5 separate regions of the Homo sapiens genome follow, and all the other regions are linked to region 2. A link is a contact called in ENCODE Hi-C or POLR2A ChIA-PET data. All regions are on one chromosome and are shown on one strand. The core of a region is the stretch at or near the end of the contact, and the rest is flanking DNA. Distances in the headings are between cores, read along the strand shown. Region 1 holds the start of CBLL1 (Cbl proto-oncogene like 1). Region 2 holds the start of KMT2E-AS1 (KMT2E antisense RNA 1). Region 3 holds the start of SH2B2 (SH2B adaptor protein 2). Region 4 holds the start of ORAI2 (ORAI calcium release-activated calcium modulator 2). Region 5 overlaps SH2B2 (SH2B adaptor protein 2).

Evidence for each region. A loop is a pair of places that touch in the nucleus more often than their neighbours do. ChIA-PET counts read pairs that join two places held with the same protein, here RNA polymerase II (POLR2A). Pooled maps may share reads with other maps.
Region 1: a loop to region 2 is called in a map of naive thymus-derived CD4-positive, alpha-beta T cell, with 16 times the contacts of the local background. The contact joins the promoter of CBLL1 here to the promoter of KMT2E-AS1 in region 2. A Hi-C loop is called at or near these places in 2 of 168 maps with a recorded cell type or tissue (CD4-positive, alpha-beta memory T cell and naive thymus-derived CD4-positive, alpha-beta T cell), 1 of 37 single-sample maps with no recorded cell type and 14 of 50 pooled maps. POLR2A ChIA-PET finds 5 or more read pairs at or near these places in 1 of 52 experiments (CD4-positive, alpha-beta T cell).
Region 3: a pooled map shows a loop between it and region 2 (8-fold over the local background). The contact joins the promoter of SH2B2 here to the promoter of KMT2E-AS1 in region 2. A Hi-C loop is called at or near these places in 1 of 168 maps with a recorded cell type or tissue (OCI-LY7), 1 of 37 single-sample maps with no recorded cell type and 5 of 50 pooled maps.
Region 4: a map of naive thymus-derived CD4-positive, alpha-beta T cell shows a loop between it and region 2 (5-fold over the local background). The contact joins the promoter of ORAI2 here to the promoter of KMT2E-AS1 in region 2. A Hi-C loop is called at or near these places in 1 of 168 maps with a recorded cell type or tissue (naive thymus-derived CD4-positive, alpha-beta T cell), 4 of 37 single-sample maps with no recorded cell type and 10 of 50 pooled maps. POLR2A ChIA-PET finds 5 or more read pairs at or near these places in 2 of 52 experiments (CD4-positive, alpha-beta T cell and activated B cell).
Region 5: a pooled map shows a loop between it and region 2 (22-fold over the local background). The contact joins the enhancer-like site here to the promoter of KMT2E-AS1 in region 2. A Hi-C loop is called at or near these places in 1 of 168 maps with a recorded cell type or tissue (OCI-LY7), 1 of 37 single-sample maps with no recorded cell type and 3 of 50 pooled maps.

What each region holds. Positions count from the first base shown.
Region 1 is chr7:107,742,713-107,745,412 of GRCh38, reverse strand. It overlaps CBLL1 (Cbl proto-oncogene like 1), which reads right to left and starts at 1,271. Exons shown (of 6, transcript NM_024814.4): 1 at 1,237-1,271. The coding sequence starts at 1,249. CBLL1-AS1 (CBLL1 antisense RNA 1) reads left to right here and starts at 832. Exons shown (of 2, transcript NR_144537.1): 1 at 832-1,040; 2 at 2,010-2,660. RefSeq lists enhancers at 797-976, 1,327-1,546, 1,644-2,162, 2,163-2,682 and a silencer at 1,587-1,786.
Region 2 is chr7:105,012,827-105,015,526 of GRCh38, reverse strand. It overlaps KMT2E-AS1 (KMT2E antisense RNA 1), which reads left to right and starts at 1,386. Exons shown (of 1, transcript NR_024586.1): 1 at 1,386-2,700. It overlaps KMT2E (lysine methyltransferase 2E (inactive)), which reads right to left and starts at 1,322. Exons shown (of 27, transcript NM_182931.3): 1 at 992-1,322. RefSeq lists enhancers at 1,003-1,232, 1,493-1,612, 1,933-1,982, 1,774-2,313, 2,403-2,700 and silencers at 1,293-1,382, 1,733-1,782.
Region 3 is chr7:102,285,578-102,288,277 of GRCh38, reverse strand. SH2B2 (SH2B adaptor protein 2) reads right to left here and starts at 1,410. Exons shown (of 9, transcript NM_001359228.2): 1 at 1,184-1,410. RefSeq lists silencers at 903-1,442, 1,513-2,092.
Region 4 is chr7:102,432,210-102,434,909 of GRCh38, reverse strand. ORAI2 (ORAI calcium release-activated calcium modulator 2) reads right to left here and starts at 1,335. Exons shown (of 4, transcript NM_001126340.3): 1 at 1,249-1,335. RefSeq lists silencers at 926-1,705, 1,736-1,875.
Region 5 is chr7:102,304,226-102,306,925 of GRCh38, reverse strand. It overlaps SH2B2 (SH2B adaptor protein 2), which reads right to left. Exons shown (of 9, transcript NM_001359228.2): 3 at 104-205. Among named protein-coding and RNA genes, the nearest start is that of MIR4285, 12 kb to the right of the region's middle. RefSeq lists enhancers at 761-920, 381-1,167. Within about 2 kb of position 1,250, at least 4 of the 41 ENCODE cell types and tissues checked have a DNase peak (open chromatin) inside an H3K27ac peak, as active enhancers do; they include OCI-LY7, where a contact is called at or near this core.

The DNA.
Region 1 (2,700 bases), core at 22-2,521, 2.7 Mb before region 2:
TCACTGTATCTTCCTACCTCAGTGCCTTCGCACTTGCTGGAAATGCTCTTCCTCTTGCTTTTTTCCCAGGGCTGGGTTCTTCTCATCCATCAGATCTTAGCTTCCACAAAGACCATTCCTAACAACCCTCTCTGAAATTTCGTCCTATGAATCTCTCCACAGCACTCGTTTATTTTCTTCAAAATAATCCGCAAACATTAAAAAAATAATAAATTTAAAAAAAAAGAACGTATTGTCTGTGTTCCTCCATAAAACAGAAGTTCTATCACGGACCTGGTCCGTCTCGTTTACCATTCCATCTTCCATCTCCCGACCTATAGATATCTGCATGTATCTTGCATAAATAAACATACACACCTACATAAATAAACATACACACCTAATTATATAACCAAGTAGATATCTGATGAGTGAGGACAACTCAATACTCAAGAAAAAGCCTTTTTTTCTCTATTTGTGATACGGTCGCTATAAATGTATGGGGCACATAACTCCAAGAGCACTCATTCAATATCCAAGAACCACAAAGAAGCAAAAGCCAGAAAATACATAACAAAGGGTGGAGCCACTCTTACTTGGAGAAAAGTATGAGAATGCCTTGATTTTAAACTCCTCTTTGTAAATACCCTCAAATGATGAGTAAGGACCTCAGCCGAAGCGCGGGGCATGCTTTTGGTTTAGGTAGAAAAACTGCTCCGAGTTTGATTCCAAAAACTCTATCAGACTCCCTTCTTTCACCCCTCTAGTCCATAAAGGATCGGAGAGACGACAGGGGGTGACCACTGCAGCACCCGCCCAAAGCTGACTGAGACAGCAGGAAGTCTCCAACCCATTCTCGCCCGTCCACTCCCAGCGTAAAGAGGATTCCGCGACTCGGAGACCGCAATCTACCCGCCAGTCTCCATAACGTAGGCCAGAGCAGCTGGGCTAAATAAAACAGAGCCGGGGCTCTCCCTTCCCGAAGGCCTACATCGCCCACTGGTCCGGGCTCGGAGCTCAGCAGAACCAGAGTAGGAGCGGTTGTTGCCGGCACGGAGGAGGTAGGTACCACACCAGACGGTAGGCCAGGAAACCGCAGGCCCCTGCCGGGCACAGGAAGGCATCTGTGAGATTTCTTCTCACTGCCACACCCTAGTGTTGTGGGGCGAGCATAATCCCTTTTGCCTGCTGTGCGACCAGCCCCAGGCCGGCCAAGGGGGCTTGGAACCGGGACCCCCACTGCCTCCGCCTCCTTACCAGTGTGATCCATGATTCGGCTCGCAGAGCACAGTGGGAGCGGAAGTCAACCGCGCCGGAGTCGCAGCGAGCGCGTGCGCACTGCCTTCCGGAGGCCGGGAGGCGGAAGTCCAAGCAGGTTGTCCCAATTTTGGCCTGCAAAGACTTCCTTCTCTCGCCTCTACTATCCAACTCCTGTGAGGGACTCAGGCATAGTTCGGGCGGAGGCAGAAAGAGCGAGCGCGCGAAGAACTTCGGTATTGAGGTTGCTAAGGCTTCTCCTCATGTGCTTCAAGAGAAAGTAGCCTTTAACTGTGGAAAGGACACCAGGGGGACCGGGGAAGGGGAGAGCAGTGGTAAAAATGAGCCAGAAGCAGATAAGGCGACTGCCCGCCCCGCGGAGAGCTGCCTTCTGGGACTTGTAGTGCGCGGGGCCCCCGGAGCCGGCTGGCTGCGCAGGCTCGGCCGTTGCGCTGGCCCCACCCCGGCGGGCGGAGTAACGGTTTGGAATCCCCCGGGGTCAGCGAGCGCTTGTTTCCTCCGCCTGGTGTAGCAAAAGTGTAAACACGCGCGCTCCGGAAGGCGCCCTCCAGTGGGAGGTTGCTCAGGGGATGGCGGAGCTGTGAAACTCGGAGCTAGAAGGAAAGTCTCAACGCTTGTCTAAATTTTGCTTTGTCGTGACGAGCTACCTAGACCCACGCAGAGCTAACTTGGTATATGCCCCGGTTCCCATCTCTTAAGTCTCTTTACAGTTGAAACACGTTTATAATGCTTGACTGCCACTCACTTTCTAGGGAGAGCGCTTGTGACGCTACGAACCTCTCGAACACCTGACGACTGGGCGCCAGGGCCGGATGGAGGGTGGAGAGCCAGTGCGGCGCAGCTGCCTCCTCTTAACGGGGACACCTTGCAGGAATGTGCGGAGTGGAGCTAACGGGAGCGGATAGAAACCGAGGGAGGGGAAGAGAGCGCGAAGGCTTGGCCGGAAGGAGAGGTTAAAAAGGAAAGGCCTAAAATGAGGAAGAGAGTTACCACAACAAGCAGTACCTAGTTCCAGTTCTTGGTCCCAGGAGTTTGTGGTTGTTGCTGCTTTCATCTTCCTCAGCCAACACAAAAGGAAAGTGCCAAGGGGCGATTCCTAGGACCTTCAGTGCAGTCTCCACCTTGCGGACTTGGCTCATTTGTGTCCACTCCTTTCTCCAGCCTTTTACACTTGATGCTCTTGGATGAATAGAAAGGAGCACAATTAATGGAAAACACAAGCTTGGGAGTCAAGGGATTTGGGTTCTATTCTTGTCCTCCCTTGGTGACGACATCATTACCTTGGGTTATTCAAGCTTTCAGTGCCAGAGTTCCTATATCAATAAAAGATTATTACATTGACCTCTTAGAGAAATGTTTTCATGGTACTGAATTGCAAATAAAGTATGTGTAGCGATGTGTTATATCTTTGTAGTTGTACGGTATTATTTGTGAATCATGCTG
Region 2 (2,700 bases), core at 137-2,636:
GGTCTCCAGAACTCCAAACACCTTACCTTATTCACATCTCTAAAAAGGGAACAAAATAGGCAAAACGAGGTTTACTCTAGAGCTAACTCTAGCGATTCCTCTTTGACTTTAAATTGTATCGTTCTTAAGACAGAGCCCAGCAAGGACGGATCTATACGGAACTAAGGCCAGTAGAAGAGAGCACTCTGGATTGTTTTTTTCTCACCCCCACCCCGTTTAGCACAGTGAACCGTTTGTTTCTCATCTGTGTCTGCTGCCATAGAATTTGTGCCAATCCCTTGGTCAAAATAAGCTTTTCTGAAATGAGCCATATTGTAGATCCTAAGGCTCCGGCACAGTAAAGGACGGCGGTAATGCAAAAGGAGTGGGGGAGGAGACTGAGAAGGCTGGGTACTGGGGTGACCACTTCAGGGGCGGGTTTACCCTCTCCAGGAGAGGATGAGGAGCTAGCTGTCTCGCTCTCCCACAAAGAGAGATGCCCAGGGCGTTCTTCTTACCCCCTTCGTATTCATGTGCACATTATACCAGAGACTGCCCGTCAAGAAATGGAAGAAGAAAATGGGGCCTATATGGCTTTTCAGCACCTGAACAAGACGCGGTTGAGAAAAGGGAGCGCTGGCAGCTCCTGGGACCACTTCGACACAAACCCTACTAACAGTCACAAGCCTCCGTCTTCACTCAAGCGGCCTTAACCCGCTGCCAATGAGGAGTGCGCCCCCTCCCTAACTCCCCCACTCTCAAGGGGGTTTAACTGCCAGTTACCCCTTTCCCAACCCTAAAACCCGCCATAATGCTCCATTTCTAGGGTCAGGGAGAAGAAAGAATAAATTCGATTTAAGCAAGCAACGTCTTGCGCCGGCAAAGACACCTGAGAGTCAACGTCGGCTCCCCCAGCTTAAGGATAAAGATGAGAGACCTCCCTCCCCCTTGAAACACAAGTACCCCAACCCCGCAAGCCCCAGGAACTCCCATGGAGACGACAGGCACTAACCTGTGATGTTCACACACGAGACACCCGAACCCCGTTATGTGCTCGACCCCCAAGGAGTCTCTCCGCACCTCCGCGAACAGGCGACCCCCCGACAGCAGCCACTGCGGACACAGGACCCGGCTCCACACACCCCCTCCCCAAACAGCAGCGCGCAGCCTCTTCACCAGGAACCGAGGAGTAGGGGAGGGGGCAGCCAGGCAGTCAACAGGAACGCAGAGACGACGGCGAGGCTGCTCGGAGTGTCTATGCCCACTCTGTTGCCGCTCCCGAACTCCGGCACGGTCTCCGACTCGGCCCCCTGCGCCCGCTCAGTGTCACTGCCTCTCGCTCTGGGAAAATGGCGGCGGCGGCGGCGGCGGCCGCGGCGGCGGCGGCGGCGGCGGCAAGTGCACGGGGTACGCCCGTCCCGCTCCGCAGGGGCAGAGGGGGAGGGGATGAAGCTGCCCGGCGCCATTTTGCTTGTGGGCTGCCGCCCGCCGTTGCCTCTCCGCGGAGGCTCGAAGATAGCAAACTGGAGGCGGTGAGGGGGACGGAATCTCTGTCTTTCTGACAACAGATGCATTCAACAATCCACCGAAGGTTTGAGGAAGTGTCGGTATTCGGTGGGACTGGTTCTTTCCCCCTTTCCCCCAGTGGCCCTCAAGTCTGGATATAGGTGAGCTTGGGCATGCCAGTATTGGGTGCACGAACAAGGACAGCAGGGCTTGGGAACGAACTCCCTCCCGTCACCCTCCGAAAGCGATACACCTTCTCCCCCTCCCAAACAACCCCAGTCCCGTCTCCCCGTTCCTCTCCCCCTCCTCCCCCAGCCCAGTCTGGCCTCCAGCGCTGGGTGAACCCGGTTGGGGTGTCACTCGACGCCCACTAGGGGCTGAGGAGGCTCCAGTGCGCAGGCTCCGGGCACCGGATAAAAGCGGAGCTGGCGAGTCTAGTGCTGTCTCGATGGAGGAGCAAGAAACGGAAGAGGTCGGGGGGAGAAGCAGCCGGAAAAATGCAGCCACCGTCAACGCCGCCTCCCTGCCACCGTGCTTCGGGGTAAAAAGCTGCCGTTGCCGTCGGTGCAGTTGCCGTCGCTGCCTCCTATACTTCTCTTGGCCTCGGGGAAGGATTTCCCCACCGGTGGGACAATGTGCGGGGAGGGGAGTGGGAATTCCTTTATATGGCGGTGATTAAACGAGGGAGGGACAGACAGTGATCTCGAAGAAAAAAGGGGGAGACCAAAGAATAAAAGAAGGGTTTCCCCACTAAAATGACACGGCGATTCCGGCTCTTGTTTTGGGGGTCTTTCCCCGAAATGGTTTCCGTCTTCCCCTTGCCCCGCAGCGACCCAGAGCGCTGGGGGAAGCGGAGTGGGGAGAGGCAGAGGCGGTCTCGGCAGCCAATCAGCGCCTGATGTGTCCTGTCGGGCGCGTCGTGGTTGGCTGGCGATGACCTCATCCTGCAGCAGCGGGTGGGGCCAAAGCCGTAGGGGGAGGCTGTTGCAAAGGTAGAGAGGGAGAAGTGACGATGGTGATCGTTGCTGCCGCGGCCGATATGGAACCCAAGCAGTGGCGAAGGGAATCGCAAGGCTCTTCCCTGACCATTTTCTACTGTCCCTGCGCGAGGTGAGGGCCCCGGCTCGGCCTCTGCAAAACTTTGGGGCGCTGGCGCGGAGGAGGAGACAGGATTTCTCCCGTGACTTTTGTAACTGCGTCAGGGCAAGATGGCGC
Region 3 (2,700 bases), core at 161-2,660, 2.7 Mb after region 2:
AGGTCACTCTCCCAACCTCTTCCTGCGTGGAGTGGGGAGGCCAGGAGGGAAGAGGTTGGGAGAGTTCAAGGTGGGACACAGTAGTGGGGGCTTCAGCTCAAGAGGCAGTCAAAACCTCTTGGGGAAACCACACCCCCTGCCCCCAGTCCTCCCAGAGGAGCTCCAGGGACCTGACTCTGGGACGCAATTCCTGCCGGGAGTTGCCGGTCCCTTAGCCAGGAGGCAGGCAGCACCATCCCATTTTACAGGGTAGGTGATGTTGGCTCGGGGGCATTGGTAGGGCTCCACCCAGGTCTGACAGCCTAGCCTGAGGCTCTCCCTTGCACTAGCTCGAAGTGCACGTAGATCCTGGCTTATTCGTGTTCAGAGTCTCGCCTGGGGCTGCCCGGTCTGCCTTGCGTGGCTCCTGAGAGGCTCCAGTCACTGCAGACTTCCCTCCCTGAAGGCCCCCACTTCGGGGCTGCAGGGGGCCAGGATGCGTCCCTGCCTCTGCCCGGCTTCAGCCCGCTGGGCTGGCGCGGTTCCGGCCCGCGCAGCCCGCAGGTTCATCAATGGCCGAGGCCCAAGGGCCTGAATGGAGGGCACGAACCCGCCCCTTCTTAAAGGCGCCGGCCTCTTGGGCACCCTCCACGATCCTCCCGGCAATCGGGGGCTCCGGGGAGCTCCCCGGCTGGGCAGGTCGAGAAAGGGGGGCCTGGGCCAAAGGGAGGGCGTGCCTGTGGCCTGGAGGAGGTCCTCCCCGATCCCATCCCGTGGCCCTCACCCTCATTCTAGGTTGACGCCCCCTCCCAGCGCTCCCAGCGTAGGGAAGAGACCTGGGCACCCCTTCCCCCAACCAGAGACCCCTCCTCTAAGGACCCGGCTGCTCTCGCCCCACTACCCGGCCGGGGCCCTAGCAGGGGGCGGGGGCGCAGCTGCTCCAGAGGCGGCTCGGCCCCTCCAGCGGCTCCCCGCCCCGCCCGGGATGGGGATCGGGGAGCAGATCCCAGCCGGGGGCGCCTCCCCTCCCTCGCGCGCCCTCCTCCCTCCCACCCGCGCACACAAAGACGACACGCGCGGACCAAGGCGCGTGCGGCCGCTCTCCTTCGGGCAGCGGTGCGCACACAGCGCACGTCCCCGGGGACAGACAGGGGTCCCGGGGGAAGGACCAGGGAGCGAGGAACTGGGTATAAGGAGGCCATACCTACAGGCGCGCAGCTGCGGCCGAGCGGGCTGGGGCGCCGGCTGAGCGCTGCCCGGACCGCGGCCGGGCTCCCCGGGCCCGGTGGCTCATGGCCCGCGGCGGACTGGGCTCCCTCCCTCGTTCACCGCCTCGAAGGCTCCTGCGCTCCTCGCGGTCCCGGCGCGTCCCCCGCGCGGCTCTCTGGCAGCCGAGCTCCGCGCGCTCCAAGCCCAGCCCCAGCGCGGCGCGCCCCTCCGCCCGCGAGGCGCGCGCCTCCCGGCCCCGCCCCGCCCCCGCCCCCGCCGCGAGCCCCGGCCCCGCCCCCCCTCGCGCGTCCTGGCCCCGCCCCCTCCCGCCCCCACTTGCGCCGCTCAGGCCCCGCCCCCGGCCATCCGCGGAGCCCGAGCGGCGCCGGTGGCCGGTGCTTGCTGGCTCCCCGCAGCTGCGGTGCCGAGACTGCCCGGTCCTGGGGCCCGGAGAGAGGGGTTAGGAGCCGGCTCCGAGTCGCCCCATCTGGGCGGGGGTCCCCATGTCGCCGAGCCGGCCCCAGGCCAGGCGCGGGACTCCCACTCCTCCTCGTGGAGGCCACCCCTCGAGCCCGCGGTGGTGGTGGCCCCGGGAGCGCGGAGCGTGGGGCCGGGGGAATGTCCTGCGTGGCGGGTGTATGGGACGCGGACGCCCTCGAAGCGCCCCTCGCTGACGGGTGCTTCGCGGGAGCCGCCGCTGTGGCCAGACTCTCCGCAGCAGGGACAATGGGAGCCTGGAGGAGGCCTGGATGTCGCAACGGAGGAAGTCGACGCCTGGTTCTCATAAATCTCGAGGGCGCCACCACGCCCCCTCCCTGCAGCCCTCCGGTGCGGGAAATCGCCCCCGGGCCACAGGGCGGGACGGCCCCCCTGAGCGCAGTGCCCCCACCACCCAGCCTTCGCTGTGATGGGGGCCTGATGCCACCCGGAGAGGTGTCAGAGATCATAGAGGGGCGATGAGGGGCCACAACCCTGGCACCTTCCTCACCCCTGCCTGGCTCCAGAACTCGCCTGCTTTAGGGCAGAGACCAGTGGGGCTGAGGAAACAGTCCCGCTGGGCTTTGCGGGGCATTTGTAGCCTGACCCCTGGTGCTGAGGGCACAGCGCGGGGGCTCTGGGAGGCTTCCTGAAAGAGGTGCAGGGGGCTCAGCAGGCCTGGAAGGGGTCTGAGAGGGGAGGGAGGGCTTCGGTGGGGGCAGAGGTGTGGAAAGGGCCGCTCAGAGAAGAGAGTAGTCTTGCTCCTGGAGATAGCAGGGGGGGACCCCTGGGTGTCTTCTCCCCTCATCTCCCTCCTTGTCCCCTGCCCCCACCTCTGGCAGTTCTGTCCTGGTCTCCTTGCCAGCCGGAGCTGCCTCCATCTGTCGCCCTCCCGGGCCCAAACTGACCTCTGACTTTTCCCAGAGCCATTTCCCATCTCTAATTTACAGACAAGGGTTTTTATCAAACCCTTCTTAGGGATGGAAAGGTGGGGCTTCCAGAGTTGAAGGTGGAGGGGACAGAGCCTTCACCTGC
Region 4 (2,700 bases), core at 86-2,585, 2.6 Mb after region 2:
GAAGGCCACTCCAGGTGTACATGTGGGGTGGCTCTCCTTGTCCAGGAGATATGGAGGGAAGACTGGCTGCCACCTGGGGGGTGGAGGGGGCAGGGAGATGTGGGTGGAAGACACTTGGAGCCTGGGGCTGTGGAATGAGCCAGAGGGTCTGGGCAGCATGACTGGGCGTCCAGCCACAGGAGAATGGAAGAAATTGGTGAGTGGAACGGTCTGGGCACTGCTAGATCATTCTGGTTTGGGACCACAGTTCAACCCAGGGAAATGGCTGGCCGACTGGCAGGAGTGGGACGCAAGGGAGAGCCTGGTGGCCTCCAAAGGAAGGAAGGGTGAACAAGAGGGATGCCCCATCAGTAAGGGTGGGCTGGGCTCAGGTCTGAGAGTGGAGGTGAAGAGCTCAGGGCAGTGAGGGCTGAGGGTGGCTTCCTGGGAGCCGCCAGGCCTCCCATGCCCCATCGGTGAGGCCCTGCAGATGTCCCCAGAGTGGGTGGGATTGTGGAGGAAACGATGTCTGTCTGCCTGGAGCTGGGTCTTGAGACAGGTCTCCAGGTCTCGAAGGAGCAGCCCAGGAGGGGGTTCAAATCCATCCTTTATGTTCCCAATGCCAACTGTGTGTGCCAGGCCCGGTGGCCCAGGGGGAGGGACAGAGTCTGGGCCTCACACTGGATCCCAGGCAGGGGGTGGGGTGGGGCAGGATGGAGCCCTGTACTTCTGTCAGGTGGCACAGACCCTAGAGGATGCTCCGGGACTGAACCTTGTGGGGTTGCTTTTTTTTTTTTTTTTTTTTTTTTGCTTTAATGAGCAGTCCGAGAAAACAGGTCTTGTAGAATAACGCGATCCCCTCTCTAGAGATGAGCTTTTCTTCCTGGCTGGCCTACTGGACACATTTCCAGAGGGCGGTCTTGGAGTTTGACTTCCTCTAAGCATCTGGGGCACCGGCAATGGCGAGTGTCTCTCTCCAGCAGGCGCACTGGGAGGGGGCCTCCCAGGGGCGCTAGGCTGCATCCCTGTCCCTCCCCCAGGGACGCCCCGGTGTCCGGAACCGGCTGCGCCGCCGACCCTGATCCTCTGGGCGCCGCACCCCGCCAGGGATCCCGCGGGGTGGAGGTCACCAACCCCGGATGGGTAGTGACCGCGCCCGGGCAGCCTACAGTCGTCCCCTTCCCCGCCGAGCGTCCCCGGTCCAATTCCGGCCCCCCCAGCCGCAGGGACCCCGCTCCCCGCGCCAGGCCCCCGCGCCGCCACACTCACCGGAGCTGCCCTCGCCCCGCCCGGCTCGGCTCCCGCTCGGACTGCGTGGCCGCGTGGCCTGTGGCCCAGTGGCCCGGCCGGGGCGCCGAGCGCGGCCCCCTCCCTCCTTCCGCCGGTCGCGCGGGGTCCCCCGGCCCCGCCTCCACCCCGCCCCCGCGGCCGCCGCAGCCGCTGCCAAGGCAACCAGGCGCCGCCAACACGTGACCCACCCGCGGGAGAGCCGCGGCCACGTCACCCGCCGGGCCGGGAGGGGCGGGGCTGGCGGCGCCTCCTCGGAGAGTGGGGGGGTGGGGGTCCCCGCCTCACCTGGAACCACCCCGGGATCGCGCGAGGGAGAGGAGCAGGGGAGGTGGGAAGACCCCGACCCGCGCGCATCCCTCCTGCCCCAGCTCCTGTCCCCGGCCCCAGCTCTGGGAGTCAAGGCGAGGCCCCCCACCGCCCCATCGGGGGTCCGGCTACCCACAGACCACGAGCTGGGCTTTCCCTGCCCCTGGGTCCGGGCGCAAAAGGGGAGCCCCAGGCTTGGCAGGGTGAGCCTCGGGGGGTGCCCAGCATTGGACGCTGGCTGCGTAGAGGGGCGGGGAGTGGGGACAGGGCGGGCGGGTGCAGGTGGGCAGTGGAGGGGAAAGGAAGGTGGGGAGGGGAGAATCCGTCTGGCCACGCCCGAGTTTTCACAGGATTTTTTTTTTTATTTTTTTGAGACAGGGTCTGGCTCTGTCGCCCAGGCTGGACTGCAGTGGTGCGATCACGGTTCAATGCAGCCTCGAATTCCTGAGCTCGAGTGATCCTCTGCCCTCAGTCACCCAAAGTGCTGAGGCTACATGTAGGCAGGAGCCACCACACCGTGGTAGTTTTTAAAAAATTTGTTTTTGTTTGTTTTTTGAGAGGGAGTTTTGCCCTGTCACCCAGGCTGGAGTGCAGTGGTGCCATCTTGGCTCACTGCAACCCCCGACCCCGGGGTTGAAACGATTCTCCTGTCTCAGCCTCCGAGCTACAGGTGCACGCCACTAGCCTGGCTACTTTTTTGTATGTTTAGTAGAGATGGGGTTTCACCATGTTGGCCGGACTGGTCTTGAACTCCTGACCTCAGGTGATCCTGCCTGCCTCGGCCTCCCAAAGTGCTGGGATGATACATGTGAGCCACTGTGCCCAGCCAAAAAAAAAAAAAAAAATTCTTTTTTTAGAGATAGAGTCTTCCTGTATTGCCCAGACTGGTCTTAAACTCCTGGCCTCAAGCAATCCTCTCTTAGCCTCTCAAAGCACTGGGATTACAGGCATGTGCCACAATGTCCAGCTAATTTTTAAATTTTTTAAAAAAATTGAGATGGGTCTTGCTATGTTGCCTCTGCTGGTCTCGAACTCCTGGGCTCAAGTGATCCTCCCACCTCAGCCTCCCAAAGTGCTGGGCATAGAGGCATGGGCCACCTTGCTTGGCCCCTGCCCAGGGTGTTG
Region 5 (2,700 bases), core at 1-2,500, 2.7 Mb after region 2:
GCCTTAGGCTCCTTCCCCTCGCTCCCCTAGGGAGCTGTAGCACCTAAAGGGAAGGTGGCCTGGGGCAGCTGGAGGATCTCTGAGGTTAGGGGTGAGACCTCACCTTGAGGACGAATGTGTTATCCTTCTCTGGCATTTCCAGGGGCATGGTGGTGCGGACCTCAATGATGGCTGACAGTGGGATGCTGACCTTGGGCCTGGAGGCCTGGGGGCCAGAAGAAGGATAGTGAGTGGCCCCAGCATTTCCCGACACCCTTTCCATCCCCTCCCCGCTGCCAGGTGTTAGAGTGGCCCTCAAATAGACTGCCACAGCCACCCTGGTACAGAGGTATCCCAATCCCCATTTCACAGAGGGGGAAGCTGAGGAAGGCATTTCTTTGAAACAAGAAAGAAATTTTTCCTGGCTAGGCATGGTGGCTCATGCCTGTAATCCTAGCACTTTGGGAGGCCGAGGCAGGAGGATGGCCTGAGTCCAGTAGTTCAAGGACAGCCTGGACAGCATAGCAAGACCTTATCTTTACTCGAGACCAAAAAATGGGCTGGGTGCGGTGGCTCACGCCTGTAATCCCAGCACTTTGGGAGGCCGAGGCGGGCGGATCACCTGAAGTCGGGAGTTTGAGACCAGCCTGACCAACATGGAGAAACCCCATCTCTACTAAAAAATATACAAAATTAGCCAGGCGTGGTGGTGCATGCCTGTAGTCCCAGCTATCTGGGAGGCTGAGGCAGGAGAATCGCTTGAACCCAGGAGGCGGAGGTTGCGGTGAGCTGAGATTGCGCCATTGCACTCCAGCCTGGGCGACAAGAATGAAACTCCGTTTCACAGAAAAAAAAACGAAACAAAAAGAGACCAAAAAACTTAGCCGAGTGTGGTGGCATGAGTGCCTGTAGTTCCAGCTATTTGGGAGGCTAAGGTGGAAGGATCGCTTGATCAGGGGAGGTGGTCGAGGCTGCAGTGAGCTATGATGGCACCACTATACCCCCACCTGGGTGACAGAGTGAGACGATGCCTCAAAAAAAAAAAAAAAAAAAGAAAAAAAAAAAAGGACCTCCTCCTATAGTCACCTTGCAAGTCCAGGACAGAACCAGAATTGACATCTGAGCCTCCTACCTCCAAGCCCTGAGGAGAAAACCCCACCTGGGCTGCCCTCTGCCCAATGCACCCACGAGATCTGTGGTTTTCTTATTTTTGACCTTGACCCATTGTGAGAAATACATTTAACACTGGGGCCCAATACACACATACGCAGGTAAAAATATCTCTGAAACAAACATCTCACCAGACAATAGTTACCCTTCCTGTGTGGGATAGAGTGTGATATTTTCTATTCTATTCTAGTTCACGTTTTAAAAAATGCTGGTCTTGGCTGGGTGTGGTGGCTCACACCTGTAATTTCGCACTTTGGGAGGCCAAGGAGGATGACTTGAGGTCAGGAATTCCAGACCAGCCTGGGCAACATGATGAAACCCCATCTCTACTAGAAATACAAAAATTAGCCAGGCGTGGTGGTGCGTGCCTGTAATCCCAGCTACTTGGGAGGCTGAGGCACGAGGATCACTTGAACCCGGGAGGTGGAGGTTGCAGTGAGCTGAGATTGCACCACTGCACTCCAGCCTGGGCGACAGAGTGACACCCTGTCTCAAAATATAAAATAAAATAAAATAAAATAAAAAAATAAAAAATGATGGGTCTTAAAACCTGGTTGCTTAAAGAAAAAATGCTGGTCTCCTACTACAGACCCGACCTTCCAGAGCAGGGCCTGGAGCCCCCGACTCAGAACGGGGCTCACTGTTTCCTGGAGTGAGTAAAAGGGACCAGTGTTCCCAACAACGCTGCGGGCAGGGTTGATCCAAGGTGAGCTGGCAGGGCTCTGTGGGACCGCCACTCTGTGCCTGGCCCCACTCGCTCTGCCTCAAAGCTCCCTGCCGTGAGCCTGAGGCCCCCTTGGGGCTGGCCTGAGTGAGATTCCCAGCAGCGCTGTCTCCAGGACAGGAACTTTCTTAGGAGGAAATGGAAAGGCCACACATTTGATGGGCAGGCAGATGGGAATTCCAGGAAGAACTGGCCCCTGTCCAGCGCGTGCAGGGCTAGGCTTGAAGCATGAACGGGGCCTGGCTAACCCCGGTGTGTGGCCATCGTGCCGGCCAGCGGGGCTGGGGACAGAGCAGACAGAGGCCTGCAGTGGAGGCCTGGACTGGAAGCTTCAGCAGGTATCCTGCTGGCCAGAGATGCTGTGGTTCCCCAGTTTGGAATCTGAGGTCCGTCAGTCCTGGTCCAGCTTCCTCCCACCTGCTCCAGCCACAACGCACTGTGCCCACATGCCTGAATGGTCAACTTGTTTACAACTCCAGGCCTTTGCCCACAGAGCTTGAACCTCCAAAAGTGCTGTTCCAGGGTGCTGGCCACCTGGTGAACACTTAGGTAGCCCAAGCTTTTCCTCCGGGGCTCACCCCAGTAAGATTTGCAAGCATCTTGAAAATACCAGGTTTCCCAGTGGTTTCCCTAATGGCGGGGGGCCGGCCTCATTGTTCCTTGGGTCCCCAGGGCTTGGCCTGGCATAGGGCAATGAGGGGACCTGGGGTTCAGGAGGCTCTTCCTGCAGGGGTGAGGAGGCAGGAAGCCAGAGACCTGACTCACCAGGGCTGGCACCTCAAAGGCTGTGTGAGAGGGAAATCTAAGGTGCCAGGCAATGGCTTCTG